3 separate regions of the Homo sapiens genome follow, and all the other regions are linked to region 3. Evidence: read pairs that join two places in POLR2A ChIA-PET (ENCODE). Cell type or tissue: Caco-2. All regions are shown on one strand.

The links. Peaks named below come from ENCODE experiments on the same cell type or tissue, not always from the same donor. Only the 100,000 strongest peaks of a DNase experiment are listed, where the experiment ranks them.
Region 1: POLR2A ChIA-PET joins it to region 3 with 14 read pairs; 17 of 35 experiments call an interaction of 5 or more read pairs at or near these places.
Region 2: POLR2A ChIA-PET joins it to region 3 with 11 read pairs; 2 of 35 experiments call an interaction of 5 or more read pairs at or near these places.

The regions. Positions count from the first base shown.
Region 1 is chr19:48,492,906-48,500,905 of GRCh38, reverse strand. It overlaps LMTK3 (lemur tyrosine kinase 3), which reads left to right. Exons shown (of 15, transcript NM_001388485.1): 11 at 989-3,513; 12 at 6,797-7,212. Among named protein-coding and RNA genes, the nearest start is that of LMTK3, 15 kb to the left of the region's middle. RefSeq lists an enhancer at 6,490-6,990 and silencers at 7,003-7,052, 7,243-7,722, 7,552-7,743, 7,743-7,952. In Caco-2, no CTCF peak of the experiment used is centred here; DNase peaks (open chromatin) are centred at 7,405 and 7,905; H3K4me3 peaks cover 1,889 bases.
Region 2 is chr19:48,741,652-48,749,651 of GRCh38, reverse strand. It overlaps IZUMO1 (izumo sperm-oocyte fusion 1), which reads left to right and starts at 2,743. Exons shown (of 10, transcript NM_182575.3): 1 at 2,743-3,217; 2 at 3,720-4,027; 3 at 4,364-4,438; 4 at 5,113-5,199; 5 at 5,457-5,477; 6 at 6,127-6,207; 7 at 7,343-7,443; 8 at 7,710-7,863. The coding sequence starts at 3,793. It overlaps FUT1 (fucosyltransferase 1 (H blood group)), which reads left to right. Exons shown (of 2, transcript NM_001384359.1): 2 at 1-1,641. RefSeq lists enhancers at 1,677-2,462, 2,463-3,248 and cis regulatory regions at 4,024-4,544, 7,764-8,000. In Caco-2, no CTCF peak of the experiment used is centred here; DNase peaks (open chromatin) are centred at 2,377, 2,672 and 4,261.
Region 3 is chr19:48,549,520-48,557,519 of GRCh38, reverse strand. SULT2B1 (sulfotransferase family 2B member 1) reads right to left here and starts at 5,348. Exons shown (of 7, transcript NM_177973.2): 1 at 5,197-5,348. The coding sequence starts at 5,267. RefSeq lists a silencer at 3,194-3,488 and enhancers at 2,677-3,615, 5,404-5,928. In Caco-2, no CTCF peak of the experiment used is centred here; DNase peaks (open chromatin) are centred at 1,089, 2,999, 3,499 and 5,219; H3K4me3 peaks cover 313 bases.

The DNA of each region.
Region 1 (8,000 bases), 57 kb after region 3:
CCCGTTTGCCCTCCATACCCCTCAAGAGTGAAGAGGGGCTGTCCCCACCCTTTCTGCCAGCATCTGCTACTTGCAGGGGGACACAGGCAGGGGATGGCAGAGCTGTGATTTGAACCCACTTCACCCTAAGAGGTCCCTGCTTCTTACCTGTCTGATTCCAGAGCTCACAGCGCAAACAGGGACACCACTACCCTCACCAGCCGTTCCCATCTGCTGCTGTGTCCCCTCTGCCTCCAGGTCCCGTCAGCCTCTCTCTATGGGCATCTTCCCCCCACCCCTGCTTCTTTGGGTCTCAATACCCAGCTCCCCAGCCCAGTTACCTCCTCTGAATCTCTACCGTCTGCTGTCCCCTCTTCTCCCTGGATCTCTGCCCCACTTTTTGGGTCTATGTTTCCCTCTCTCTCTAGGTCTCTGTCCCCCTCTCTCTGGGTCTCTGTCCCTCTCTCTCTGGGTCTCTGTCCCTCTCTCTCTTTCTTTTTTTTTGGCAGATTTTTGCTTTTGTTGCCCAGGCTGGAGTGCGATGGCACGATCTTGGCTCACTGCAACCTCCGCCTCCCGGGTTCAAGCGGTTCTCCTGCCTCAGCCTCCCAGGTAGCTGGGATTACAGGCAGGTGCCACCACGCTAGGCTAATTTTTTGTATTTTTAGTAGAAACGGGGTTTCACCATGTTAGCCAGGCTGGTCTTGAACTCCTGACCTCAGGTGATCCACCGGCCTCAGCCTCCCAAAGTGCTGGGATTACAGGCGTGAGCCACCACGCCTGGATCTCTGTCCCTCTCTCTCTGGGTCTCTGTCCCTCTGTCTCTGGATCTCTGTCCCTCTGTCTCTGGGTCTCTGTCCCCCTCTCTCTGGGTCTCTGTCCCCCTCTCTCTGGGTCTCTGTTACCCTCTGGGTCTCTGTCCCCCTCTCTCTGGTTGTCTGTCCCCTCCCTGGGTCTCTTTCCCCTCCCTGGGTCTCTGCCCTGCTCACTCTGCCCCACCTCTCCCCAGGTATGACATTCTTCAGTCCTGCTGGCGGCCACCTGCCCAGCGCCCTTCAGCCTCTGATCTCCAATTGCAGCTCACCTACTTGCTCTCCGAGCGGCCTCCCCGGCCCCCACCGCCGCCACCCCCACCCCGAGACGGTCCCTTCCCCTGGCCCTGGCCCCCTGCACACAGTGCGCCCCGCCCGGGGACCCTCTCCTCACCGTTCCCCCTACTGGATGGCTTCCCTGGAGCCGACCCCGACGATGTGCTCACGGTCACCGAGAGTAGCCGCGGCCTCAACCTCGAGTGCCTGTGGGAGAAGGCCCGGCGTGGGGCCGGCCGGGGTGGGGGGGCACCTGCCTGGCAGCCGGCGTCGGCCCCCCCGGCCCCCCACGCCAACCCCTCCAACCCTTTCTACGAGGCGCTGTCCACGCCCAGCGTGCTGCCTGTCATCAGCGCCCGCAGCCCCTCCGTGAGCAGCGAGTACTACATCCGCTTGGAGGAGCACGGCTCCCCTCCTGAGCCCCTCTTCCCCAACGACTGGGACCCCCTGGACCCAGGAGTGCCCGCCCCTCAGGCCCCCCAGGCCCCCTCCGAGGTCCCCCAGCTGGTGTCCGAGACCTGGGCCTCCCCCCTCTTCCCTGCGCCCCGGCCCTTCCCAGCCCAGTCCTCAGCGTCAGGCAGCTTCCTGCTGAGCGGCTGGGACCCCGAGGGCCGGGGCGCCGGGGAGACCCTGGCGGGAGACCCTGCCGAGGTCTTGGGGGAGCGGGGGACCGCCCCGTGGGTGGAAGAAGAAGAGGAGGAGGAGGAGGGCAGCTCCCCAGGGGAAGACAGCAGCAGCCTTGGAGGTGGCCCAAGCCGCCGGGGTCCCCTACCCTGTCCCCTGTGCAGCCGCGAGGGGGCCTGCTCCTGCCTGCCACTGGAGCGGGGGGACGCCGTAGCAGGCTGGGGAGGCCACCCTGCTCTTGGCTGCCCCCACCCCCCCGAGGACGACTCCTCGCTGCGGGCAGAGCGGGGCTCCCTGGCCGACTTGCCCATGGCCCCCCCCGCCTCGGCCCCCCCCGAGTTTCTGGACCCCCTCATGGGGGCGGCGGCGCCCCAGTACCCCGGGCGGGGGCCACCTCCCGCTCCCCCCCCCCCGCCGCCACCTCCTCGGGCCCCCGCGGACCCGGCCGCGTCCCCCGACCCCCCTTCGGCCGTGGCCAGTCCCGGTTCAGGCCTCTCGTCGCCGGGCCCCAAGCCGGGGGACAGCGGCTACGAGACCGAGACCCCTTTTTCCCCAGAGGGAGCCTTCCCAGGTGGGGGGGCGGCCGAGGAGGAAGGGGTCCCTCGGCCGCGGGCTCCCCCCGAGCCACCCGACCCAGGAGCGCCCCGGCCACCTCCAGACCCGGGTCCGCTCCCACTCCCGGGGCCCCGGGAGAAGCCGACCTTCGTGGTTCAAGTGAGCACGGAACAGCTGCTGATGTCCCTGCGGGAGGATGTGACAAGGAACCTCCTGGGGGAGAAGGGGGCGACAGCCCGGGAGACAGGACCCAGGAAGGCGGGGAGAGGCCCCGGGAACAGAGAGAAAGTCCCGGGCCTGAACAGGGACCCGACAGTCCTGGGCAACGGGAAACAAGCCCCAAGCCTGAGCCTCCCAGTGAACGGGGTGACAGTGCTGGAGAACGGGGACCAGAGAGCCCCAGGCATCGAGGAGAAGGCGGCGGAGAATGGGGCCCTGGGGTCCCCCGAGAGAGAAGAGAAAGTGCTGGAGAATGGGGAGCTGACACCCCCAAGGAGGGAGGAGAAAGCGCTGGAGAATGGGGAGCTGAGGTCCCCAGAGGCCGGGGAGAAGGTGCTGGTGAATGGGGGCCTGACACCCCCAAAGAGCGAGGACAAGGTGTCAGAGAATGGGGGCCTGAGATTCCCCAGGAACACGGAGAGGCCACCAGAGACTGGGCCTTGGAGAGCCCCAGGGCCCTGGGAGAAGACGCCCGAGAGTTGGGGTCCAGCCCCCACGATCGGGGAGCCAGCCCCAGAGACCTCTCTGGAGAGAGCCCCTGCACCCAGCGCAGTGGTCTCCTCCCGGAACGGCGGGGAGACAGCCCCTGGCCCCCTTGGCCCAGCCCCCAAGAACGGGACGCTGGAACCCGGGACCGAGAGGAGAGCCCCCGAGACTGGGGGGGCGCCGAGAGCCCCAGGGGCTGGGAGGCTGGACCTCGGGAGTGGGGGCCGAGCCCCAGTGGGCACGGGGACGGCCCCCGGCGGCGGCCCCGGAAGCGGCGTGGACGCAAAGGCCGGATGGGTAGACAACACGAGGCCGCAGCCACCGCCGCCACCGCTGCCACCGCCACCGGAGGCACAGCCGAGGAGGCTGGAGCCAGCGCCCCCGAGAGCCAGGCCGGAGGTGGCCCCCGAGGGAGAGCCCGGGGCCCCAGACAGCAGGGCCGGCGGAGACACGGCACTCAGCGGAGACGGGGACCCCCCCAAGCCCGAGAGGAAGGGCCCCGAGATGCCACGACTATTCTTGGACTTGGGACCCCCTCAGGGGAACAGCGAGCAGATCAAAGGTGAGGAGGCTGCGGGGCACAGTCAGGGCTGAGGTCCGGCTGTTTCCGAGGCGTGCGGAGGGTGAGTGTGGGTAAACATGTCGGGTCGGGCTGGCAGTGATGAATGCAGGTCCTGAAGCCTGCACCACCTGGGCTCACATCGTGGCTCAGCCCCCTCTCTAGCTCTTTGGCCTTGGGCAAATGTCCTTGCTGCACGGTGCCTCAGTTTACCCATCTGCCAAAAACGGATGGCAGGGATAGAACCTACGTCATAGGGTTGCTGTGAAGGTTAAATGAATTAGGACATCCAAGGCACTTAATCAGAGCAAGGGATTCAGTAAGCACCTGCTTTTATTATTGCAACTCACTTAGACCAGGGGTCTCAAACTCATGCCCACAGGGGCCAGACGACATAGGGAAACGGATGAAGCATGCTAGGGAGGCAGAGTGGGGCTTCAGAAGAAAATGCCCTGTGTAGAAGGGGCAGCCACTTCTCAGGAATGTGCACCTGGTGTTGGCGAATCTGCTACTTTTCCCTTTTAAACTAGAGCTCTGGTTTTTATTTCTTTTGTTTTTATGGTTGCAGCCAGTTCAAAGGAAGCCTGTCTGTGGATGGCTCAAGGGCCCCAGGCTGCCAGCGTGTGCTGATTTAAACTTAATAAGCTGGCTGGGCTCTGTGGCTCATGCCTGTGATCCCAGCACTTTGGGAGGCTGAGGCAGGAGGATCACTTGAGGTCAGGAGTTTGAGACCAGCCTGGCCAACATGGCGAAACCCCATCTCTACTAAAAATACAAAAGTTAGCCAGGCATGGGCCGGGCATGGTGGGTGGCTCATGCCTGTAATCCCAGCACTTTGGGAGGCCGAGGTGGGCGGATCACCTGAGGTCAGGAGTTCAAGACCAGCCTGGACAACATGGCAAAACCCTGTCTCTATTAAAAATACAAAAATTAGCCAGGCTTTATGGTAGGCGCCTATAATCCCAGCTACTCGGAAGGCTGAGGCAGGAGAATCGTTTGAAGCCAGGAGGCGGAGTTTGCACCGAGCCGAGATTGTGCCACTGCACTCCAGCCTGGGCGATAAAGCGAGACTCTGTCTCAGAAAAAAAAAAAAAGAAAAGAAAAAGAAAAAAAGAAAAAATTAGCCAGCGTGGTGGCATGCACCTGTAGTCCTAGCTACTTGGGAGGCTGAGGCACAAGAATCACTTGATCCTGTGAGTCAGAGATTGCAGTGAGCCGAGATCACGTCACTGCACTCCAGCCTGGGTGACAGAGCAAGACTCTGTCTCAAACAAAACAAAACAAAACAAAACAAACAGAAACAAACAAACAACAACTTTCCAGTAAGCTAAGGCATCTATCCAGTGTGCCAGGCCTCCTGTGTTCGAGGCCCTGAGCTGCCCAAGGCTGGGACCCAGGGAGCTTCAGATCTTGCCCTGACAACTCCACCACCATAGGACTAGTGAGCTGGAAGGCACAGATATGCCTTTCTGAAAATTAAGTTTTGGTAGGAATGCAGGAAGTATTTTGCCACAGAGAAAACTCTTTAAGATAAATGAAGGGTAAAAATAAATAGCCCTTGTTTAGATGTGGACATAGGAAATACAGTTCCAGCAGAATCTCTGGGAGGCGCAACTTCTTTAAATACGGGTATGAAAGTTATAAGTGGCTGGGTCCTGTTTTATATTGGCAACCTCACAGCCACACTTGAGGAAACAGTTATCATCTCCATAGAGGAGCCTGTGGCTCAGTGGGCAAGGGTCAGGAAGTGGGCTGGACAGAGGACGTTTCTTCCTCATAGCCTGTGGTGTTCGAACACTGTCACTTCCTTGAGATTGTTGTAGGGAGTTTGTGAACAGCTGTATCAGGAAACAGCCCAGGCTGCATGAAAATGTTGGGAGATGAGCAGCTAAGATGCGTCAGAGGATCTGGGTTGGATTAGGATTGGGGGGTGAAAAGAGGCAGAGAATGGCCCGCTTTTTCCCAAGTGAACTACTCATCCTTCAAGACCCCAAATTTCCCCTTTCCAGGAAGCCTTCCCTAATTTTTAAAGGTTGTCAACCTGACCTTCATCTGGGTACTCATAACTCCAGAAAAACCCCCTCTAGGCTGGGTGCGGTGGCTCACACCTGTAATCCCAGCACTTTGGGAGGCCGAGGTGGGAGGATCGCCTGAGGTCAGGAGTTCGAGACCAGCCTGGCCAACATGGTGAAACCCTGTCTCTACTAAAAATACAAAAATTAGCTGAGCGTGGGGGCAGGCACCTGTAATCCCAGCTACTCGGGAGGCTGAGGCAGGAGAATCGCTTGAACTCAGGAGGCGGAGGTTGCAATGCGCCGAGATCGTACCACTGCACTCCAGCCTGGGCGACGAGAGCAAGACTTCATTTCAAAAAAAAAAACAAAAAAAACACTCCCTCTATGAAGCATCGCCCATAACCCCATCACCCTGAGATGTCTGGTCAACAAAAGTGTGACTTTTGAGCAGATGTGAAGGAAAGGAGGGAGTGAGGCAGGTGGACATCGGTGGGAGAGTGTTCTAGAGAGGGCACTGAGATGTGCACTGGCTCACCATGTTTAGAGAATAGCAAAAGGTAGTAAAACTTGAGTAGAGAGAACGAGGACCTGAGAGGGACCGTCTGCATTCATCTTTCTCCCTGCCCCACCTCCACCCTCCTCTTGCCCCTGCCATCAGCTCAGAAAGGGCAGTTCACTTATGCAGTAATGGAGGGCTAAGTGACCCTTGTTCATTTGCCAGTGAGGAAACAGAGGCTCAGAGAGGTGGATCTGGCCGGGTGTGGTGGCTCATGCCTGTAATCCCAGCACTTTGGGAGGCCAAAGAGGGCAGATCATAAGGTCAGGAGTTCAAGACCAGCCTGGCCAGCATGGTGAAACCCCGTCTCTACTAAAAATACAAAAAATTAGCCGGGCATGGTGGCACGTGCGCCTGTAGTCCCAGCTATTCGGTGGGAGGAATGGTGGGGTGGCCCATGTGGCTAGATGGAGGTCAGGCCAGAGGAGGTGGGGACAGAGGCCAGAGAAATCAGGTAGGCCAGGGCATGAGGGCCTGGTGGGCTGTGGGAAGTTGCGGCTTAAAGCCGTTGGCACTGGGGAGCTCTGGGGAGGTTGAGCACTGGAGAGGACCTTTCCCACCCTGCCTGGAGAAGCCCTGGTGCAGCCCTTCCGTTCACAAAGTGGGTGCTGAGGCCCAGATTGTGCGGGGGTCTTATCTGAGGCCACACAGCTAGGTGGGAGGGCCTGCCTCAGTTTCACCGGGACAGGGGCTCACCAGGTCTCTCCCCTCGCAGCCAGGCTCTCCCGGCTCTCGCTGGCGCTGCCGCCGCTCACGCTCACGCCATTCCCGGGGCCGGGCCCGCGGCGGCCCCCGTGGGAGGGCGCGGACGCCGGGGCGGCTGGCGGGGAGGCCGGCGGGGCGGGAGCGCCGGGGCCGGCGGAGGAGGACGGGGAGGACGAGGACGAGGACGAGGAGGAGGACGAGGAGGCGGCGGCGCCGGGCGCGGCGGCGGGGCCGCGGGGCCCCGGGAGGGCGCGAGCAGCCCCGGTGCCCGTCGTGGTGAGCAGCGCCGACGCGGACGCGGCCCGCCCGCTGCGGGGGCTGCTCAAGTCTCCGCGCGGGGCCGACGAGCCAGAGGACAGCGAGCTGGAGAGGAAGCGCAAGATGGTCTCCTTCCACGGGGACGTGACCGTCTACCTCTTCGACCAGGTGCGGAACCCGAGAGGGCGCGGTTTCGGGGTCGCGGCCTGGAGGGAGCAGGAGCCTAGAGCCGGGAAGGGCCTGGCGGGAGGCCGAGCTTAGAGTTGGGCGGGGCCTGGAGGGAGGCGGAGCTGGAGTGGGGCGGGGCCTGAAGGGAGGCCGAGCTAGGGTGGGGCGGGGCCTGGAGGGAGGCCGAGTTAGAGTGGGGCGTGGCCTGAAGGGAGGCCGAGCTGGAGTGATGCGGGGCCTGGAGGGAGGGCAAGCTGAATTGGGGTGGGACCTAAGGGGAGCCCCAATCTAGAGTGGGGCGGGGCCTGGGGCGGGGCCGAGCTAGAGTGGGGCGGGGCCCAGGGAGAGGGCGGGCTGGGGGGCGGAGCCCAGGGCGGGGCCTGGAGGGAGGTCGAGCCTAGAGGTGCAGGGCCTGGGGCGGGGCCTAGACGAAGGCTGAGCTTAGGGTGGGGCGGGGTCTACAGCAGGGTTTGAAGGCAGGCTGAGCCTAGAGCGGGGGCGGGGCCTGGAAGGAGACCGCGCCTAGGATCGGGACAGAGTCTGGATCCGGGCCTGAGGGAGGCCAAGTCTGTGGCGCGGCAAGAGGAGGCCTGGAGAAAATCCAAGGCTGGAATGGGGGCGGAGCCTAGGGCGGGGCGGATGGAGCAGGGCGCGGGAAGGGCCTGAGGGGTGAAGGCGGGGTCTGGGGAGAGACTGGTCAGGGAAATGGGGCGGGACTAGGAAGATGGGAGGAGGCTTTGAGTGTGAGGGCAGGGCCTGGCAATGGGGCAGGGCCAGGAGTATGGGCC
Region 2 (8,000 bases), 190 kb before region 3:
AGGTGAAGAATCTTTTTAGTTTTTTTTTTTTTTTTTTGGAGACAGGGTCTCGCTCTGTTGCCCAGGCTGGAGTGCAGTGGCGTGATCTTGGCTCACTGCAACTTCCGCCTCCTGTGTTCAAGCGATTCTCCTGTCTCAGCCTCCTGAGTAGATGGGACTACAGGCACAGGCCATTATGCCTGGCTAATTTTTGTATTTTTAGTAGAGACAGGGTTTCACCATGTTGGCCAGGATGGTCTCGATCTCCTGACCTTGTCATCCACCTGTCTTGGCCTCCCAAAGTGCTGGGATTACTGGCATGAGCCACTGTGCCCAGCCCGGATATTTTTTTTTTAATTATTTATTTATTTATTTATTTATTGAGACGGAGTCTTGCTCTGTAGCCCAGGCCAGAGTGCAGTGGCGCGATCTCAGCTCACTGCAAGCTCTGCCTCCCGGGTTCATGCCATTCTGCCTCAGCCTCCTGAGTAGCTGGGACTACAGGCGCCCGCCACCACGCCCGGCTAATTTTTTTTGTATTTTTAGTAGAGACGGGGTTTCATCGTGTTAACCAGGATGGTCTCGATCTCCTGACCTCGTGATCTGCCCACCTCGGCCTCCCACAGTGCTGGGATTACCGGCGTGAGCCACCATGCCTGGCCCGGATAATTTTTTTTAATTTTTGTAGAGACGAGGTCTTGTGATATTGCCCAGGCTGTTCTTCAACTCCTGGGCTCAAGCAGTCCTCCCACCTTGGCCTCCCAGAATGCTGGGTTTATAGATGTGAGCCAGCACACCGGGCCAAGTGAAGAATCTAATGAATGTGCAACCTAATTGTAGCATCTAATGAATGTTCCACCATTGCTGGAAAAATTGAGATGGAAAACAAACCATCTCTAGTTGGCCAGCGTCTTGCTCTGTTCACAGTCTCTGGAAAAGCTGGGGTAGTTGGTGAGCAGAGCGGGACTCTGTCCAACAAGCCCCACAGCCCCTCAAAGACTTTTTTTTGTTTGTTTTGAGCAGACAGGCTAAAATGTGAACGTGGGGTGAGGGATCACTGCCAAAATGGTACAGCTTCTGGAGCAGAACTTTCCAGGGATCCAGGGACACTTTTTTTTAAAGCTCATAAACTGCCAAGAGCTCCATATATTGGGTGTGAGTTCAGGTTGCCTCTCACAATGAAGGAAGTTGGTCTTTGTCTGCAGGTGGGCTGCTGAGGGTCTGGGATCTGTTTTCTGGAAGTGTGCAGGTATAAACACACCCTCTGTGCTTGTGACAAACTGGCAGGTACCGTGCTCATTGCTAACCACTGTCTGTCCCTGAACTCCCAGAACCACTACATCTGGCTTTGGGCAGGTCTGAGATAAAACGATCTAAAGGTAGGCAGACCCTGGACCCAGCCTCAGATCCAGGCAGGAGCACGAGGTCTGGCCAAGGTGGACGGGGTTGTCGAGATCTCAGGAGCCCCTTGCTGTTTTTTGGAGGGTGAAAGAAGAAACCTTAAACATAGTCAGCTCTGATCACATCCCCTGTCTACTCATCCAGACCCCATGCCTGTAGGCTTATCAGGGAGTTACAGTTACAATTGTTACAGTACTGTTCCCAACTCAGCTGCCACGGGTGAGAGAGCAGGAGGTATGAATTAAAAGTCTACAGCACTAACCCGTGTCTCTGTAGCTTTTTTGGAGCCAGAGCCACTGTGTATGTGTGTGTGGGTTTGTGTGTGTGTGTGTGTGTGTGTGTGTGTAAGAGAGTGGAGGAAAAGGTGGGGTACTTCTGAAGACTTTTATTTTTTTTTAATTAATTTATTTTTTTTCAGAGATCGAGTCTTGCTCTGTGGCCCAGGCTGGAGTGCAGTAGTGTGATCTCGGCCCACTGCAAACTCCCACCTCTCGGATTCTGGTGCCTCAGCCTCCCAAGTAGCTGGGACTACAGACGTTCGCCACCATGCCCAGCTAATTTTTGTATTTTTAGTAGAGACGGGGTTTCACCATGTTAGCCAGGCTGGCCTCGAACTCCTGACCTCAGACAATCTGCCCGCCTCGGCCTCCCAAAGCGCTGGAATTACAAGCGTGAGCCACCGCGCCGGGCCCTGAGGATTTTTATTACTCGTGATTGGGAGTACTGTCCCTACTTAGATCTGACAGCCCCTTGTTGCTGGACTTGTGTGAGTTGTGGTCCCTGTTTTTCTGGTTCCCTGTTTCTATCACACAGGAGAGAGAGACCTTCCAGGACCCTAACGTCTGAGCCCCCAGTTGCTCACTCCTGGACTGTCAGTATTGGCCCCCAGTCCTCTCCTCCCACTGGGACCTCCGCGTGGGCAGAAGAGGCGGAGGAGGGAGCGGATTATCACTGAACTACATTTCCCGGAAAGCTATGAGGTTGGCAGCGTCAGTCAGCTACAGAGAAAGAGGCCCCAGGGCATTTTGGGAGTTGTAGTCTTAGGGCTAAAATGTCCACTTCGTGGCTCGACAGCCGTTTCCAAGGACCGCGGTGGGGGCGGCAGCGGCCTGGGGGGCCGGATCTAGCCCAAAGCCTGGGTCCTGGGGCAAGGGGAGGGGAGGAAACTGAAGGCCTGAGTCCGGTCCTTGACTCTGGAAGCCAGAGTAGTCAGGAGGCTTCCTCTTCCCTAGATGCTGGGAAAATTCTAGTCCAAAAAGGCTGCAGCCTCTGTGACGTCATGGAGCGATGGGCGGGACCTCCCTTTGTTGCAGTCCAATCAGACAGAGTTGAGTTTCTGGGTGGGGCCGAGGAAAACCCCAAGGAATATCTATAAAGGAATTCGGGCCCCTACGTGAGAAGCTCGGAGGGGGTGGTTTCAGGAGTTCCTTGTGGAGAGGGGATCGTCCGTGACTCAGACCCCGTCGAAAAGCTCTCGATTTCACGCAACCAACCTTACCCTCGTCCCCAACACAATCCTTGATTTTACCCCTGGGAAAATTAGCGTAGGTGGTCATGACCCCGGCTTCCTCTTTAAAAGCCCTCAGAACCTGGACCGGGCTCCTCAATGAACCCTAGTGTTAGAGGCCACAAATCGGGAACCAAGGTCGGGGAGCGGCTGTTTAGGGTGCATCACTGTTCAGGATGCATCGGGGCTCCTTTTTCTAAGCGGAAGGGTGCGCCCTGCAAATTGGGAGCCCGTTAGTTTTGGGGAAGGGTGAACAAGGGCCCCCTAGGTCTAGAGGACCGCATGGAGTCTCGCTTAAGTGTTAGTGGGGTCCTCAGTTCTAGGAATCTGGTATGTGTTTTGGTTTTGAAGGAGTTCCGAGTTTGATAATATCGTGGTTGGGTCTGTGTTAGATGTTTATTGGTTTGGGCATTGAATCTTCAGCTTGAGGTTCAACAGGTTTTGGGGGGCTGGCGGGGGAGTGCCTCGGTGTTGCTCTTAAGGGTTGGAGTTCAGGCTCACGTCAATCTGGGGACTTGGAAAATTCCACAGTTTGGGATTTTGGGAAGGGGCGCATGGGGTTGGGAGATTCCAGGTTCTGAGTTTGGGGACTTATGAGTGATTCCTGTTTAATAGTTTTTCTGATCTCTCAGTTGGGGGATTCAGTGAGAACCCTAAATTTTGGGTCCCCTGGATTGGGGCTCAGTTTCACACTTCGGAGGCATTTGATGAAGGACATAGGTCCTCTTTATTTGGAGATTTCCTGAAGATCCTCTTTTCGAGGTTTGCGGACCCCATGGATAGGCGGCCCAGTGGGATTTCTTAAGATGGATTTTGGCTTTTCTCCGTTTAGCGTTCTCCTGCTCTCGGTTTGGGGTGAGAGCACCCTTCCTAACGGTCTTCGGGAACTGTGCGCGCCGGCTGCAATGGGGCCGCATTTTACCCTCCTGTGTGCGGCGCTGGCCGGTTGCTTGCTTCCTGCCGAGGGGTGTGTTATATGTGACCCGTCTGTCGTGCTGGCGCTAAAGTCCCTGGAGAAAGATTACCTGCCTGGCCACCTGGATGCGAAGCATCACAAAGCCATGATGGAAAGGGTAGAGAATGCCGTGAAGGATTTCCAGGAACTGTCGCTTAATGAGGATGCCTATATGGGGGTCGTTGGTGAGGGCAGGGGGGACCACGGACCCCTGGGTCCTGGGAAAGGAGGGAGATAAGACCAGGGGAAGGAAGAGGCTGACAGCAGGGTCTCCGGGATTCGGGAATGGAGAAGGCTGAGATGCAGATTCCGAGGTTCCCCGAGGCTAGTAAATACCGTTTTCCCTATCCTCGGCTGGCAATTTTATGTAATAAAACTACAACTCCCAGAAGGCAACGGGCGGCTGAGTCCTTAACCAGGCCTATCTTTGCCCAGTGGCCTCATGGGTATTGTAGTTTCTAAGATTAGGCGCGCCAATGAGACAGTAAGGCTGGAATCTGGGGTTATATCTCCTCTGACAGATGAGGCCACACTGCAAAAGGGGTCCTGGAGTTTGCTGAAGGATCTGAAACGCATCACAGACAGTGATGTAAAAGGTAAATGCATCAAGGGGGTGGGAGTCCCGAATCTCTCAGAGAAGCCAGCGTTAGTGATGCCTGGTCTCTTGGTCAGATACTAGGCTGTGGACCCAGACCGCCTAGATTCCAATGCCTGCTCTGCCACTTCCTAGCTGTACGGCCTTGAGCAAAGGACTTTGAAGCTCCCTTGGCTCTAAAATGCTTCCTCAGTTGTTCAGTTTAAATGTGTATTGCTGGCCGGGCACGGTAGCTCAGGCCTGTAATCCTGGCACTTTGGAAGGCTGAGGCAGGCAGATTACTTGAGCTCAGTAGTTCAAGACCAGCCTGGCCAACATGGTGAAACCTTGTCTCTACAAAAAATAGACATATGTATACATATTAGCTGGGCATGGTGGTGTGTGCCTGTAGTCCTAGCTACTTGGGGGGTTGAGGCGGGGGGATTGCTTGAGTCCAGGAGTTTGAGGCTTCAGTGAGCCACGATTACACCACACACTCCAGCCTGGGTGGCAGGGTAAGACCCTCCCCCATCCCCCAAAATATGCATTGCCTAGCCCAGCAGCTGGCATTATGTTAGACGGTCAGTTGTAGCGCCCTTTCCTGAGAAGGCCAGGAAGTAGACTGCCAGACTCTGCAGGCAGAAGTAAACTTCCAACACCTCACACGTGGGATTGGGGGTTCCTGTGTCTTCCCAGGCGATCTCTTCGTGAAGGAGCTATTTTGGATGTTGCACTTGCAAAAGGAAACCTTTGCCACCTATGTTGCTCGATTCCAAAAAGAGGGTGAGAGAAGATGGGAGTCGGTGTCCCCCAGCTCCTCTTTCCACTATCCAAGAGTCCTTGTCTCCAGCCCCTTACTTCTCCAAGCCCAGTTCCTCAGCTTCCCCAACTGCCTCCTCCTTCAGACCCAAGTCTTTTCTCCCTCGAACCCAAAAGCCCAAAGCCCAGCTCTTCCCCCAACCCCCTCTTCCATCGTCTTTCATTTAGAAATCTGACTCTGTCATCTCTTTCTTGCTCTCTTTTTTTCTCTTTTGACACAGCTTATTGTCCCAACAAATGTGGTGAGTCTGGATTACAGAAGTTAACCCTCATCCTGCCCTCTGAATAGTCAACCTCCCCACTCGCCTTTTTGGATCCTGGTGGTTTTGTCATTCTCTGCCTTGGAGAGGTTCCTGGGTCTCCAGTATTCTTTCTGCACCATGGATTTCTTGGGGAGCAGGTCATATTCTACTTACACTCTTTTTTTTGAGACAGTCTCACCCTGTCACCCAGGCTGGAGTGCAGTGGCACGATCACGGCTCACTGCAACCTCCACCTCCCAGGTTCAAACTATTCTCCTGCCTCAGCCCCCTGAGTAGCTGGGATTACAGGTGCCCGCCATCACACCCAGCTAATTTTTGTATTTTTAGCAGAGACGGGGTTTCACCATGTTGGTCAGGCTAGTCTTGAACTCCTGACCTTGTGATCCGCCCGCCTCGGCCTCCCAAAGTGCTGGGATTACAGGAGTAAGCCACCGCATCCGGCCTCTACTTACAATCTTTACTGAGCCTTGTTGGAGCCCACTTACTACTTACCTGCGTCCTGGTCCTGTGCCTTCGTCTGACCATCTAGGAATGTCATAGATGATCTGGCCCCAGCCCTTAGCCCTGACCTCTCCTTTTAGCCATGCCCCTTAGTGGGCAAATACAAGCCTTGACCCTGCCCCTCCAGGTGTGATGTTGCAAACTCTGATCTGGTGCAAGAACTGCAAAAAGGAGGTTCACGCTTGTCGAAAGTCCTACGATTGCGGGGGTGAGAGAACTGGACCCAGCAGGAGGAATTGGTGCAGGTGGGGTGGGGCGAGAGGAGAGGCAGTCTAGAGAGAGCCTAGATGGGGGTGTGGGGGCAGTAGACAAGAAAAGGTAGGGTTTAGGCCAGGTGCAGTGGTTCACACCTATAGTCTCGCACTTCGAGAGGCTGAGACGGGAGGATTGGGAAGCCAGGAGTTTGAGACCAGCCTGGGCAACATAGCGAGACTCTATCTCTACAAAAAAATTTAAAAATTAGTCAGGTGTGGTGTTGCGTTCCTGTAGTCCCAGCTACTTGGAAGGCTGAGGCAGGAGGATTGCTTGGACCCAGGAGTTGGAGACTGCAGTAAGCTATGATCATACCACTGCACTCCAGCCCAGGCAAAAGAGTGAGACCTTGTCTAAAAAGAAAAAAAAGAGGCCGGGCGCGCTGGCTCACGCCTGTAGTCCCAGCACTTTGGGAGGCCGAGGCAGGTGGATCACAAGGTCAGGAGTTCAAGACCAGCCTGGCCAAGATGGTGAAACCATCGTTTTTGTACTAAAAATACAAAAAAATTAGCCAGACATGGTGGTGGGCACCTGTAATCCCAGCTACTCAGGAGGCTGAAGCAGAGAATTGCTTGAACTCAGGAGGCGAAGGTTGTAGTGAGATAAGATCGCGCCACTGCACTCCAGCCTGGGTGACAGAGTGAGACTTCATCTAAAAAAAAAAAAAAAAAAAAAGAGAGAGAGAAAGAAAAGAGAAAAGACGAGGTTACAACAAATGTAAAGGATTAGGGGAGGGTAAAGAACCGTGAAGGAGGCCCGGCGCAGTGCCTCATGCCTGTAATCGCAGCACTTTGGGATGCTGAGGCAGGCAGATCACCTGAGGTCAGGAGTTCCAGACCAGCCTGTCCAATATGGTGAAACCCCATCTCTACTAAAAATACAAAAATTAGCCAGGCGTGGTGGCAAGCGCCTGTAGTCCCAGATACTCAGGAGGCTGAGGCAAGAGAATCGCTTGAACCCAGGAAGCGGAGGTTGCAGTGAGCCGAGATCGCGCCAATGCATTCCAGCCTGGGCGACAGAGCGAGTCTCCATCTCAAAAACAAAAACAAAAACAGAATCATGAGTGTCCCATGGTCATCCCCCACCCCCAGAGCGGAATGTGGAAGTTCCTCAAATGGAAGACATGATCCTGGACTGTGAGTTAAACTGGCATCAGGCTTCGGAAGGCCTCACTGATTACAGCTTTTACAGGGTGAGGGCCTCAACTTCTGTAACCCTTGAACTCCCTAGACTACAATACTTGTGTTCTGGATCTATGGGCCTGCACCCACGATTCTCATGACCCAGGAGGGTGGTCTATTAGGTGTGGTCTCTACAGACCTCTGGGGACCCCGTGCCCTGACCAGTGACACCCTGGACACTCACCTCCCACACTGAGGCCCTGTGATCTTCTCACCCCTGTACTCCCCCAACCCCTGAATTCCTCAGGCCTCAGTGACCCCTTGAGCTTGGGTCTAGGTTTGGGGGAACAATACGGAGACCTTGGTGTCCAAGGGGAAAGAGGCCACCCTGACCAAGCCCATGGTGGGTCCAGAGGATGCAGGCAGCTACCGCTGCGAGCTGGGCTCTGTGAATTCCAGCCCAGCCACGATCATCAATTTTCACGTCACAGGTCAGTGCTGTGGGGCTGAGAGAAGTGTAGGATTCAGGGCCCAGGAAAGCTGGGGTCCGCGGCGGGGGCGTGGCCTTGGCGATGGGGGCGTGACTTCCTGTTGGGTGTGGTTTCGGGGCACGGGGTGTGGCTTCCTG
Region 3 (8,000 bases):
TCACCCAAGCTGGTGTGCAGTATGCGATCTCAGCTCACTGCAACCTCCGCCTCCTGGGTTCAAGCAACTCTCCTGCCTCAGCCTCTCCAGTAGCTGGGACTACAGGCAAGTGCCACCACGCCTGGCAAATTTTTGTGTTTTTAGTAGAGACGGGGTTTTACCATGTTGGCCAGGCTGGTCTTGAACTCCTGACCTCAAGTGATCCGCCCACTTCAGCCTCCCAAAGTGCTGGGATTACAGGCATGAGCCACAGAGCCCGATCTCACATATTAAATTTCTCATAATTCATAATGAACCCCATAAACTAGAACATTCTGAGCGATGCATCTTGCTGATATCTCTGGGCCCCTTCCTGTGGCATCTACCCGTCCCTTGAGCTGCTATCCTGAATTAAATTCTGGTCAATTCCTTGTTTGGTTTTTATTTTATTTTTTTAGAGACGGGGTCTTGCTGTGTTGTCCAGTCTGGTCTTGAACTCCTGGCCTCAAATGATACTCCTGCCTTGGCCTCCCAAAGTACTGCAATGGACAGGAGCCACCATGCCTGGCCTAGGACAACTTTTTTTTTTTTGAGACAGAGTCTTGTTCTGTTGCCCAGGCTGGAGTACAGTGGCAGGATCTCAGGTCACTGCAACTTCCGCCTCCTGGGTTCAAGCGATTCTCCTGCCTTAACCTCCTGAGTAGCTGAGATTACAGGTGTGTGGCACAACTCTGGCTAATTTTTTTATTTTTAGTACAGATGGGGTGTCACCATGTTGGCCAGGCTGGTCTTGAACTCCTGACCTCAAGGGATCCACCTGCCTCGGCCTCCCAAACTGCTGGGATTACAGGTGTGAGCCACTGAGCTGGCAACTTTTTTTTTTTTTTTAAATCACATATGCGTGTATTCTGAAAACAATAGTTTCTCTCCCTGGAGGTGCTTAAAAAACGAACCATTTGAGAGCCACTCAGGTCTGCTGCAGGATGGCCCACCACGGGGAGTTTCCACGGCAGCTGGCCCTCTCCTGACCCAGCTGCCCCTTACTCTCCTGAAGCCACCTGTGTCCCTGTGCCCCAACCATTCCCTTTCCCAGCACTCCCTGCCCCTCCTCCCCGTCTGCTAACCCTGACTCATCCTGGAAGCTCCGGCTCAGAGGTTGCTTAATGGAGCCTCCATTCATTCATTCATTCTTGACGTCCTTTTCACAGATTTCCTACATTCATTTCCTATCCACGAACAGGCCAATATTTTGGTGCCACGGGGCAGATTTGAAGCTAGACCAGCGTGATCAGGGACCTGGGACCTGGCGTGGGTGTCTGCCTGCATTCTCTCATTCCCCTGGCCAAAAATCCTAAATTGCCCGTGTTGAATCTTAACGCCTGAGAAGTTTGGCAAAGGAAGGAGAGAGGGCAGAGGTCAGCCCAGGCAAAGGACACTGCGCTGGTGCACGCAAAGTCCCGAAAGTGGCGAAACCCTTTCTCTACTAAAGATACAAAAATTAGGCCGGGCGCGGTGGCTCACACCTGTAATCCCAGCACTTTGGGAGGCCGAGGTGGGCACATCACCTGAGGTCAGGAGTTCAAGACCAGCCTGGCCAACATGGTGAAACCCCGTTTCTACTAAAATACAAAAAATTAGCCGGGCATGGTAGAGTGTGCCTGTAATCCCAGCTACTCAGGAGGCTGAGGCAGAAGAATCGCTTGAACCTGGGAGGCGGAGGTTGCAATGAGCCAAGTTCGCATCACTGCACTCCAGCCTGGGTGACAGAGCAAGACTCCATCTCCAAAAAAAAACAAAAATTAGCTGGGTGTGGTGGCGCATGCCTGTAATCCCAGCTACTCTGGAGGCTGAGGCAAGAGAATCACTTGAATCCAGAAGGCAGAGATTGCAGTGAGCCGAGATTGTGCCACTGCACTCCAGTGTGAGCCACAGAGCAAGGCTCTGTCTCAAAAGAGAGAGAGAGAGAGAGAGAGAGAGAGAGAGAGAGAGAGGATGTCTCTGGGATCCCTATGCAAGGAGCCAGATAAGCAAAGAGAGAGAGAGAGAGAGAGAAGATGTCTCTGGGATCCCTATGGAAGGAGCCAGATAAGCAAAGGCACTGTGGCAGGGAACAAGCGTGGCCAGGGAATTCAAAGTAATAGAGTAGATAGGCCGGGCACGGTGGCTCACGCCTGTAAGCCCTGCACTTTGGGAGACCAAGGCGGGTGGATCACCTGAGGTCAGGAGTTCGAGAACAGCCTGGCCAACATGGTGAAATCCTGTCTCAACTAAAAATATAAAAATTAGCCAGGCATGGTGGCGGGTGCCTGTAATCCCAGCTACTTGGGAGGCTGAGGCAGGAGAATCGCTTGAACCTGGGAGGCCGAGGTTGTAGTGAGCCGAGATCGTGCCACTGCACTCCAGCGTGGGCGACAGAGTGAGACTCCGTCTCAAAAAAATAATAGTAATAATATTAACTGGGCGCAGTGGCACGCGCCTGTCATCCCAGCTACTCGGAGGCTAGAACCTCAGAGCGCCCGCTTCACCTCCCATCTGGGCTGAGTCTACCTCCTGGATCTCGCTCCTTCCTGGTCTTGCTCATCATCCCTAAATTCCCTGTCCAGGGCATGATAACAGTCAGGCTTCCCTGGTTCAAATCCTGGCCGTGCCCTGCTTGGCAGCTGTGTGACCCTAGGCAAGTTACTCAACCTCTCTGGGCCTCATCTCTGACACAGGATGACAGCAGTCAAAGTGGGTTCATCTCAGATGGCTGTGAGGATTAGATGAGGTAATACACCTGAACCTGGGAGGCGGAGGTTGCAGTGAGCCGAGATCGTTCCACTGTGCTCCAGCCTGGGTGACAGAGCCAGATTCAGTCTCAAAAAAAAAAAAAAAAAAAAAAAAAAAGCAGTAGAGTAGCTGGAATGCAGGTGAGGAGGCTGGGGGGGCGGGGTGGGTGAGGGCTGGGCGCTGAGGAATTCACTGGATGGCTGGGAGGAGGGGAGGAGCAGCCTGGGACAGCCAAGGCTGGAGTGGTGAGGTTGGGGGGAGATGAGGAGGCCTGAGCTGGGGCTGTGGCAACCGAGAGGAAGAACCAGGGCAGAGAGTCAGGGGACAGGGGTGGGGGTTGGGGACTGACAGGCTGGGGGCGAGCAGAGGGGGAAGTCGGGGCCAGGAGAAGCCCTGTGGATCTGAGCCAGTGATGGGGAGGGGACATCCCTGAGATGGGCAACCTGGGAGGAGGTGCGAATCTGGGGGGGTACGTGGCGTATCTGAGGGGGTCTGGGAGGGGCACATCCCGAAGGAAGTGGGCCCCAGGGGGATGCTCCAGCAGGCTCGCTGGGGAGAGGCACGCTTCCAGGCCTGGGGGATTCCAGAAGTGCCTGGAAGTTTGAGGTCCTAAGGGCACCCCCCCAGGGCTCTGCAGCCATCAGGGCTGGAGGAGTCTTGCAGGGGAGGGCTATTCTCCCCCACGATGACGAAACCGAGCTTCGCAGAGGGTCAGTGACTAAACCAAGGTCACCCACTTAGCGAGGTCACTCAGGGCGTTTTATGACCAGCTGGCAGAGCCGTCGCGGAGATAAAAAAAAGGCTCCCAGGTGCCTGGCTGGGGTGGGGGTGAGGCCTTCCCAGAGGCGGGAACCCTGGAGGCGAGCTGGCTTATCTGTTTATCTCTGGAGAGAAGAATTGCAGAACTCAGAAGTCCTGGATTAGACAATGTTGAGTAAAGAATGCTGGGGCCTCCCTCACGCAGAACTGGGCCAGCCTGGTCACAGCTCTCAGCCCAGGAGGCCCAGAGACATCAGGAAGCTTGTCTAGGTCACACAGCAATCAGGATTGAACTGCTCCTGTCTCTGGAGTCCCAGGCACCCAGGAAGGCCTCTTCATGCCCCAGCTTCTGGCTGAGGGAGGGGAGGGGAGGGCCTGAAACAGTGGAATGAAATGAGGCGGCCAGGCGTGGTGGCCCACGCCTGTAATCCCAGCACTTTGGGAGGCCGAGGCAGGTGGATCACCTGAGGCAAGGAGTTCAAGAACAGCCTGGCCGACATGGTGAAACCCTTTCTCTACTAAAAATACAAAAATAAAATTAGCCGGGCATGGTGGCGGGCTCCTGTAATCCCAGTTACTTGGGAAGCTGAGGCTGGAGAATCACTTGAACCCAGGACGCGGAGGCTGCAGTGAGCTGATATCGTGCCATTGCACTCCAGCCTGGGCAACAAGAGCGAAACTCCATTTCAAAAAAATAAAATAAAATAAGAAAGGAATGAGGCAACTGGGCTGAGAACAGGTCTTGGTTGTCTCCCTCCTCACAGCCCACGGTGGCTGGAGGGGCCCAGGCTGCCAGGAAGGTCTCACTTGGCAAGAGTGCAAGATACGAGGGGTTGGAGATTGTCTCAGCAGTTTGCTGTGTGATCTGGGGCAGGCTGCCTGCCCTCTCTGGGCCTCTGCGCTCCCCTAAAAGATGGAGCCACGGGGAGGGGTGTAAAGGGGACATCACCAAGGCTGTGAGGAGCAGGAGAAACCACAGGCTCTGGCGTGAGACAGACCGGGTTCAGATTTGCTTCTAGCTGCGTAATTGCGGTCATGTCGCGTTCCCTCCCAGCCTCAGTTTCCCCATCTGGAAAGCAGGTACTGTCAAAGTGTCTGACTCATCCCCAGGAAGAGGGAGTCACGCTGAGCTCATGGAAGTGGGCAGTGCTCTGCCCTAACCACTGTTAGGAGACCTGAAGAGTCCAGAGCCTGCCCTCTCCGCCCCAAGTGCCCTAGAACACAGCTTCTCCCTCTGGGGGTCTCAGCAGCATCCCAGTCTCTCCCATTTCACCCCCAAGCACCCCCGTTATTTCAGGGCTTGCATGGGGTGTCCTGGGTACTACAGGCTGTTGTGTTTCCTGAGCAACTACTATGCACCAAGCTGCCTGCTCTCTTCCACTGCTCTATCAGGGAGACACAGGGCTTGTGGGCCCCTTTGACAGACAGAAAAACTGAGGCCCGGAGAGCGACAGGGACACCCCAGGCATCCCCACTGGTGACTCAACACGGTCGGGTCCTCACTCCCTTCTCAGGAGGGACCTATACACCACACTGGATGCCCCAGCCCAGCCCAGCCCCTCCAGCTAAGTCTGGGCCAGGCCTGCGGCTGCGGGTGGCTGGAGGCCACCCTTGCCACAGTCCCCGGCTCCCCCAAACAGCCACCTCCTCCCTGGGATCTCCTGGCTCCTGCCCAGGTCTGGGCCTCACCTGATTTCCGAGATGTCATCTTCATAGGTGTCCCACAAGCCCGGGATCTGGGGCTCGGCGGGCCCGTCCATGGCAGGTGGGTGAGGGTGGGGAGGGGAGGACGAGCAGGGAGCAGGCGGCACAGAGGCCAGGTGTGCGCAGCGACAGCGTCTGCCACCTGGGGAGCCCGCCAGGTGCCTACTCCGTGCCCGGCCCAAGGGGAGGGGCAGCACCCAGCCGGTTCTCCCAGCTGCTACCCACGCCTCCAACAGCGGGGAGAGGCCAGAGGGAGCCACCCTGCTCTGAGGGCGGGGAGGAGCAGTGATGGGCACGTCCTGGCGTCTGGTGCTCAGCTGGGGGCAGAGTCCAGGGGGTCAGTGCCAAGCCCACGCCAGAACCTTCCGGGCTGGCAGTTCTGGGCCTGTGGGCACCCACCTGGAGCCCACGTTGCTCATTTGGGAAATGGCGCTGATCTCGCCCATCTCAGCGAGTTCATTCATTCATTCATTCATTCACTCATTCATTCCTTTATTCATTTGAGAAATATTTACTGAGCATCTCCTGTCTGCCAGGCGCTGTTCCAAGCACTAGGCCACCGCTGGGGAAGGGGCAGACAGAAACTTGCCCTCACGGGCTGACGCGTAAGGGGCACCCTGGAAACAGACACAGGGACAGAGGCACAGCCAGGACCACGGCAGCACAGACAGGGCGGGAGCCAGGGAGAAAGGGAGAGGGCAGAGGGCATGGGAGACAGAGACCAGGAGGGGACTGAGATGCACAGGGGCCAGAGACCTTGAGAGACGCAACAGAGATACACGGAGGGCGGAGACAGAGACACACGGACACCCAGAGGAGACAGAGACACACAGGGGTCAGAGACCCTGAGAGACCCAGCAGCGATATACAGAGGGCAGAGACAGAGATACATAGAAAGGTCAGGGACAGGGAGAGACACAGATATGAGAGACAACTGCCAGATATGGTTGGGCGTGAGAGTCTGAAGGTCACAGCCCTGGTTCAAATCCCAGCTCCAGTGCCTCCCAGCTGTGGGGCCGGGAACCATCTTGCTCATAGGCTCATCTTGCCTTAGTTTCCCCATCTGTGAATGGCACCCATCGGGCTGTTGTGAGGACTGAGGGAGACACTCTCAGCTGCTGGTGGAGGATCTGGTACACAGTGAGCTCAGCATAGACGGTGTTCTCTTCTCTTCTGCCCCCACCCCAAACCCTGGCCCTCCCCAGCTGTTGGTCCCTGACCCCTCAGAGTCCTGGAGTCATGAAGCCAGTCTCCCCACCAGTGGTGGCAGGTGCCTGTAATCCCAGCTACTTGGGAGGCTGAGACACGAGAATCGCTTGAACCTGGGAGGTGGAGGTTGGAGTGAGCTGAGATCACATCACTGCACTGCAGCCTGGGCGACAGAGAGAGACTCCATCTCAAAAAAAAAAAAAAAATGCCAAAAGAAAGCCTGTGCAATGGCTCACGCCTGTAATTCCAGCACTTTGGGAGGCCGAGGCGGGTGAATCGCCTGAGGTCAGGAGTTCAAGACCAGCCTGGCCAACATAGTGAAACCCCATCTCTACTAAAAATACAAAAAATTAGCTGGGCATGGTGGCAGGTGCCTGTAATCCCAGCTATTCGGGAGGCTGAGGCAGGAGAATCACTTGAACCCTGGAGGCAGAGGTTGCAGCGAGCCAAGATTGTACTGTTGCACTCCAGCCTGGGCAACAAGAGTGAAACTCCATCTCAAAAAGAAAAAAAAAAAAAGCCAAAACAAATAAAATTGTATATACTGACCAATTATTGTTGCATAGGTGAGGGGGATGGAAGACGTCAGACTCACCTAACAGATGCAGGAAGGGGGCCCAGAGAGGTAATGTGGCTTCCCCCAGGGCACACAGCACTGCCCGCCTTCACTCTGATGGTAAGCAGAAAAGGAGGGTTCTGGGGTATCCCATCTCTCAATTCACCACCCCAAGACCCGTCTCCAGGAGGCTGAGCTGTGGGAGCACCCGCCCCTGCCCCCAGCCACTACCGAGTCCACATCCTCAACATTCTGCCTTGATACTTTCAGTGTTAAGCCTTGATGTTCCTGCTGATAAAAAGGCTCTCTTGCAGGGTGGGTGGAAGGGTGAGAGGGCCAGGCATCCCCCTCTGAGGCTGAGTGAACCCCTCTGATGTCGGAGGTGGGGGACTGAACCATGACACCCCACCAGGCCTCCGGCTGGGCTGTCTTCACCTTTGTTTTCTATTCAATGACCCTTTGTCCCTGGCTCTGTGTGCTGCTGGGGTGGGGGGTTAGGGAGAGTCTGGGGAAGGGAATGCCCAGGTCCTTAGGGATCCTGAGAGGGAAACTCGCAGGCAGGTGCGGAGGCATCCCCGGGGCACAGGAAGGTTGGGGAGCAGTAGGGCCTGAGGTTGTGCCTGAGTGGGCAATGGAAAGAAACTGGCCAAACTAGGCGGCCTAAGACCCAGGGGAGGCTCCTACTGCAGGGCCTTTGCCCTTGCTATTCCCGCATGTTCCTGATACCTGGGAGCTTCGTGGGCTCCTATCGTCTGACTCTGCCCAGTGTCACCTCCCCCAGGCTCGTCCACCAACTTCTCCATTCCTCTTTCCTGTTTTACTTTTTCCCATAGCACTCGTCACCATCTGACCTCCTAAATGTTTTGCTTCTTTGTCTTGTTTACCATCTATCTCCCCACTAGACTGTCAACCCCATGAAAGAAGGGCTTGTTCTATGTCAAATCTGCGGTTATTTCCCAAGGGAAGAGCCTGGAATATAGTAAATGCTCAATAAGTGCCTGTTGATGGAATGAATGAATTGTCA